Regions from separate parts of the Mus musculus genome. Here region 2 is linked to region 1. A link is a loop called in an ENCODE intact Hi-C map of the cell type or tissue named here. Cell type or tissue: left cerebral cortex. All regions are shown on one strand.

Evidence for each region. Peaks named below come from ENCODE experiments on the same cell type or tissue, not always from the same donor. Only the 100,000 strongest peaks of a DNase experiment are listed, where the experiment ranks them.
Region 2: a loop joins it to region 1, with 2.0 times the contacts of the local background. A loop is called at or near these places in 2 of 42 quality-filtered maps.

What each region holds. Positions count from the first base shown.
Region 1 is chrX:163,956,779-163,959,278 of GRCm38, forward strand. It overlaps Zrsr2 (zinc finger (CCCH type), RNA binding motif and serine/arginine rich 2), which reads right to left and starts at 1,888. Exons shown (of 11, transcript NM_009453.3): 1 at 1,496-1,888; 2 at 1,138-1,217. The coding sequence starts at 1,548. Gm38561 (a long non-coding RNA gene) reads left to right here and starts at 1,963. Exons shown (of 4, transcript XR_878297.3): 1 at 1,963-2,067. In left cerebral cortex, no CTCF peak of the experiment used is centred here; DNase peaks (open chromatin) are centred at 1,274, 1,476 and 1,923; H3K4me3 peaks cover 1,884 bases; H3K27ac peaks cover 904 bases.
Region 2 is chrX:162,948,602-162,951,101 of GRCm38, forward strand. All of the region lies in intron 13 of Ctps2 (cytidine 5'-triphosphate synthase 2), which reads left to right. Among named protein-coding and RNA genes, the nearest start is that of S100g, 15 kb to the right of the region's middle. In left cerebral cortex, a CTCF peak has its summit at 1,386 (motif pointing right); a DNase peak (open chromatin) is centred at 1,392.

The DNA.
Region 1 (2,500 bases):
TACCTCAAAAAAAAAATCTTAAAAAGAATAGTAGTTATAAGCTTCCACATGTGTGCTGGGCCTTGAACTCTGACTCTGGTCCCCCTGCCCCTCTCTCCTGAGTGCTGGGGTAAAGGCGTATAGCACCAGAGTGCTGGCTAAGCGGGCGTTCTTAAGCATTCCTCTAACCGCACTTCTTTTTAATCAATGCTTCCATCATGATACTCATGGCATGGCTGTACAACGAGTTCAGAATCAAACAAGAAAAGGAGAGGGGGAAGAGAGGGAAAGAGAGCCTGCAAATATTTAATGATTTTACAAAGTTATAGAAGTACTCATGAATATTTAAGTGTTCTATTTTTTTTCAACTCTGTGTACACTGGAAGACTTTTCAAAAATAAATAAATAAAAATCTGGCAAAATAGTTTTAATGGAAGAAAAGTTTATACCTTCTATTCAAAGTTTAAATTTGAAGGGGGAAAAAAAGAATGCCAGTTGAGACAAGTGGGAGGGGATAACTGACATGAGCTTAGGAAATTGTAGCAGATTAGCTTCAGACTTAAAGCAGGAGGGTTTTGTCATCAGTAACACAACAGCTTACTGTTCCTTTTTGTTTTCATCCTTGATGTTGGAGCCTGCCTCTCCTGAACTAGTTCTCAAGTACTGTTCCACAGTCTCCGGTGGTAAGGCTGGCCATCACCTTAACCTAGCACTGCTGTGGGAGCTCAACCCTCTTGCCTGCATTTGTAAGTGCTTGGTCATCTTATAAACATCTAATTTTATGAATCTACTAAATGTATAGCTCTACCACTTAGAATATCGGGTTCTGTCACGTGCGGGCCATTTTTAAGTGGTGTGGTGGCTAGCTGCAGAGATGAGCTGGGCAGGAAATCGAGGGAAGCAGCTGCATGGGCTGGGGGTGTAGCTCACTTGGCAGAGTGGTTTGCCTAGCACGCACGAACCGATCAACTTGCAAAGTGCCATGGTCGCCGAAACTCTGTCACCCCGACACTTCGAAGGCAGAGGCAGGAGGATCAGAAGTTTAAGAGTCGTCCTCATTTACGTGGCGGATGTAAGGGCAGCCTAGCCTGTCTGAGGCCGCGTGGGAGGGCGGAGCAGGAAGAGAGGGAGCAATTCCACATCCAGAGCAACAACTACCTGCCTCTCTGAGCCGAGCGAGCGCCTGCCGTCGCCTCTTACGTCTCTCCTTCTTCCGGAGGGCCAAGTACTTCTTACGGCTGGAAGATTGAAAAAACGCGCGCGCGCGCGCGCACGCGCACACACAGAGTGAGCATCCGCACACCCGGCTCTGCACCCTCAGGCCAGGGGCCAGCCTAGGACAGCGCTCGGAGGCAAAGGAAGAAGGCAGGCTAGCCCGCGCCGGTCGCCCCGTCCGTCCCCCGCCCCTCCTTCCGCTCCCCCCCTGCGCCCCGCCCCCCATCTCCTCGGGCGGCCCGGGACAGCCCCGGAGATAGTCGTCCCCGCCCCAGTCGCCTCGCCTCGTCATTTCCTATACCTCAGTTTCTGCGGCCCCGCCGTAGCGTCCGCCGTAGCCCCCGCCGTTTCCATACTGCTGTCGCTGTGTTCTCCCACGGCAAGGTCTCAGCGGAAGCAGCCACCCAGGTCCTCGGTCGCCCACTCCGCGCGGCCACCAACCGGTACCTGCCCAAGACGGAAGGAGACGGCTTTCTTCCCGCAGCTGGTCAGCCAGGCGCCGCGGCCTGAGAAAACAGACCCTCAAAGAGGCCGCCGCAGCCACCGCGGCAGACCTGAGTTTTCCTCCCTCGGCCAGTCAGCCAGGCATCGCGGGCTGAGAAAATGTCTCCTCACCGAAGCCGCCCCCCGGAGATCTTCCACCCCCGGAAACTCGTGCCCCAGCTCCTCGGGGCCTCGCGGGGGCCTTAGCACCGCCCCTTGCCCAGAATTCAAGGCGTTAAGGCCTAGCTCCGCCCCCTCCCATCTAAATTCCAAGGCGACGCCTCTAGGTCCCGCCTCTCTCCGCGGCTCCACCCATGAGCGCCCCAGACGAAGTTTAAGAATCCGCTTCCTCTTTGCAAAACCTGCTGGCTCTGGTTCCAAAGGAATCAGGTTTGTGACCCTTGTTCTTAATCCTGAGAAGCAGAGAGGGACCGGAGTTAAGTGCAGGGGAACGGGATCTGTTCGGCTGGCTCTGGAGTTGTGCTTGGAGAAAGAGGAAAAAAAAAACAAGCCGAAAGCGTCTGGAGGTGAAACTGACTGGAATGTGCTGGGAAGCAGGGAATTTTGTTACTGGAACAAAAGTGCAAGGCAAGGGTATCTAGAGATTGGCTGCTGCTACCCCATGCCTTTGTGCAAAGGGGAGGAGGGCTGGAGAAGAGAGCTCAGCTGTAACTGTAATGAGAGCTTTACTACTATTTCATAAGATACAAGTTTGGTTCCCAGCACCCACCAGACAGTTCACAACCATCTGTAACTCCAGTTTCAGGGGATCCTGTGCTGCAAACACGCAATGGACATACATAAAATAAATCTTTAAAAACAT
Region 2 (2,500 bases), 1.0 Mb before region 1:
TGTGTACCATTCTTATTCCTTTATACGCCTTACTTTTTCTTATCTCTCTGATGTGAGCAATCCCCACTGTAGTAGCTTAAGGGAGGAGTGTTGGTTTGTTTGTTTTTAAAATTAAGACAGTGTCTCATATAACCAAGGATTCTGATTCTTTTGCTGTTACCTCCCAAGTACTGGGACTCCAGGTATGTACCCTTATTTCTCCTTTATGTAGTGTTGGGGATGGAACCCCAGGGCTTTGTGAATGCTAGGGAACACTCAACCGAGTTAACTACTTCTGAGCCTTGAATGGTTTAATTTGAATTACACACACACACACACACACACACACACACACACACACACACACACCATCATGATAGATGTGGTGGGTGGGACTAGTTCTTTTTCATGTTGGTGGGAGCATGATGTTGTCTTACACTGTAGGCAGACAATAACAAGTGCCAAGCAGAGCTGGCCTATTAACCCGCATTCCATCTTAAACAGTCCAACATCCATCTGCCAACTAAACCTCTTGTCCTCTGCTTTCCTAAACAGCACCATAGCTGGGGAACAAGTGTTCAAACACACAGACATCAGGAATCTGTGGTGTAAACATTTTATGTGGGTGTGTATGTGTCCCAGTTCATGTGCGTGCTGTAGTAGAGACAACTTTCATGGGATTTGGTTCTCTCCTTTCACCATATAAGTCTTGGGGGTAGAATTCTGATTATTAGCTTGGTGCCAAGCATCCTTATTCACTAGGCCATCTTGTTAGCCCGATCTTTCCATTTTAAATAATGTAAATAGGGTCTGTAGAGATGATTCAGCAGTTAAGAGCACCTGTTCTTGCAGAGGACCTGGGTTCAGTTCCCAGCATTTACAAAGCAGCTCACAACCACCTATAACTCCAGTTCCAGGGGGATCTGACCTCTCCTTTGGCCTTTGTGGGCACTGCATAGACATGGTACACTTATATACATGCAGGCAAAAGATTCATATACATAGATAAAAATAAATCTTAAAATTAATTAAAAATATAAACAAATGTGTTTGTTCATCTGTAACTCCTACCCTTTTAATATGCACCATAGTACATTTTTCTCATGTTTTCCTGATTTGTTTTTTTTTTTTCTTAACTTGGTACTATGTGCTGGAGATTACCTCATGGAAGGATATAGAAATATTCATGCCGTTTTATAGCTTTCAATTCAAACCATAATGAACCGTCACTTCCCAGCCAGATGGTACTTTTAAGCCTCATGCTCAGAAGGTCTCATAGCAGCAAAAAAAAAAAAATCCTTAGGAGGCTTTAATAGAAATGTATTTCCTGAGTAATAGCTGTAGTGGTGCTGCCAGGAAAATGATGGCTTTTCTTTTTGAGGTGCTACTTTGAGCTAAGAAGGGATTTTGCCAGTAGGTGCCGCTATTAGACAGCTTTGTCGAGGTTAAGTCTTGGATGACAGCTTTTAACACTGTATGTGTGTGTACATGAAAGAATAATTGACACACAGGGTAAAAAAGTTAAGTCTACAGAAAAACGCATCAAAGGATTTCATTTGTCTCAGTTTGCTTTACTTCTCTTCCACAGAGGCAACTACCTTTATTTTGTGCTGTTATTAGTTCAGGAATGCATGCATGCTGTGTGTGCCTGTATGTGCATGTGTGTGTGTGTGTGTGTGTGTGTGTGTGTATACCTATCCATATATGTGGATGGACATATACTCTTTTGTGGGAGGGGCAAGCAATGCAATGAATGGTAACTCAAGACACCATGTGCACTAACCACTGGGCAACACCCACAGCCACTTTAGCTAGCATCTTTGAGACACTGTTCCTACTTTGTATTGATCACCTATTATTACCTTTGATGGCTTGTCTCGCTGTGTGTACCATGGACATGAGAGGATTTACTGCACTTATTGAATTGTTTATAGTCTTGTATTTAGGCTGTATGCTTTCTTTTTGTAGCCTGAAATCACTTTACATTTTGACCTCTGTGTACAAATATGTTCTGTATCCACACATAAGCACATCTGTGGGATGAATCCATAGAAGGGAAATTGCCAAGTCAGAGGATGTGTGCATTTTACATTTCAATGGCTCCTATACACATAAGTGAGATGAGAACAATAAAACCTAATTGCTATTGAATGTCTTTATGTGCTGAGATCACTTTGCCGGAGAAAAATAGCCTTAAGAACCAGCAGTTGTGCTGATGGCTGAAAGTCTTATTAAAGGGGGGGATGGAATCATAATGCAGCCAAGAGCACAATGCCTGAGGAGTGACTTTACTTGGGTGGGTAGCAAATACTTAGTGGGCATGGCCATTCTTGCTCTTCCAGCTAAAGAAAGTAAACATGTTGGAAATCAGGAGCCTCTCTTACGATATGTCCGCTGCTACAGTCTGTTTCATTTCATTGGTTGTCATGACCTCCCTACCTTGTTGGAATGCATGAGAAGTGTTATGGTTGCTTCCAAAATTGTCAGAGAGATGATTATTCGGAATAGATTCGTTAACAGG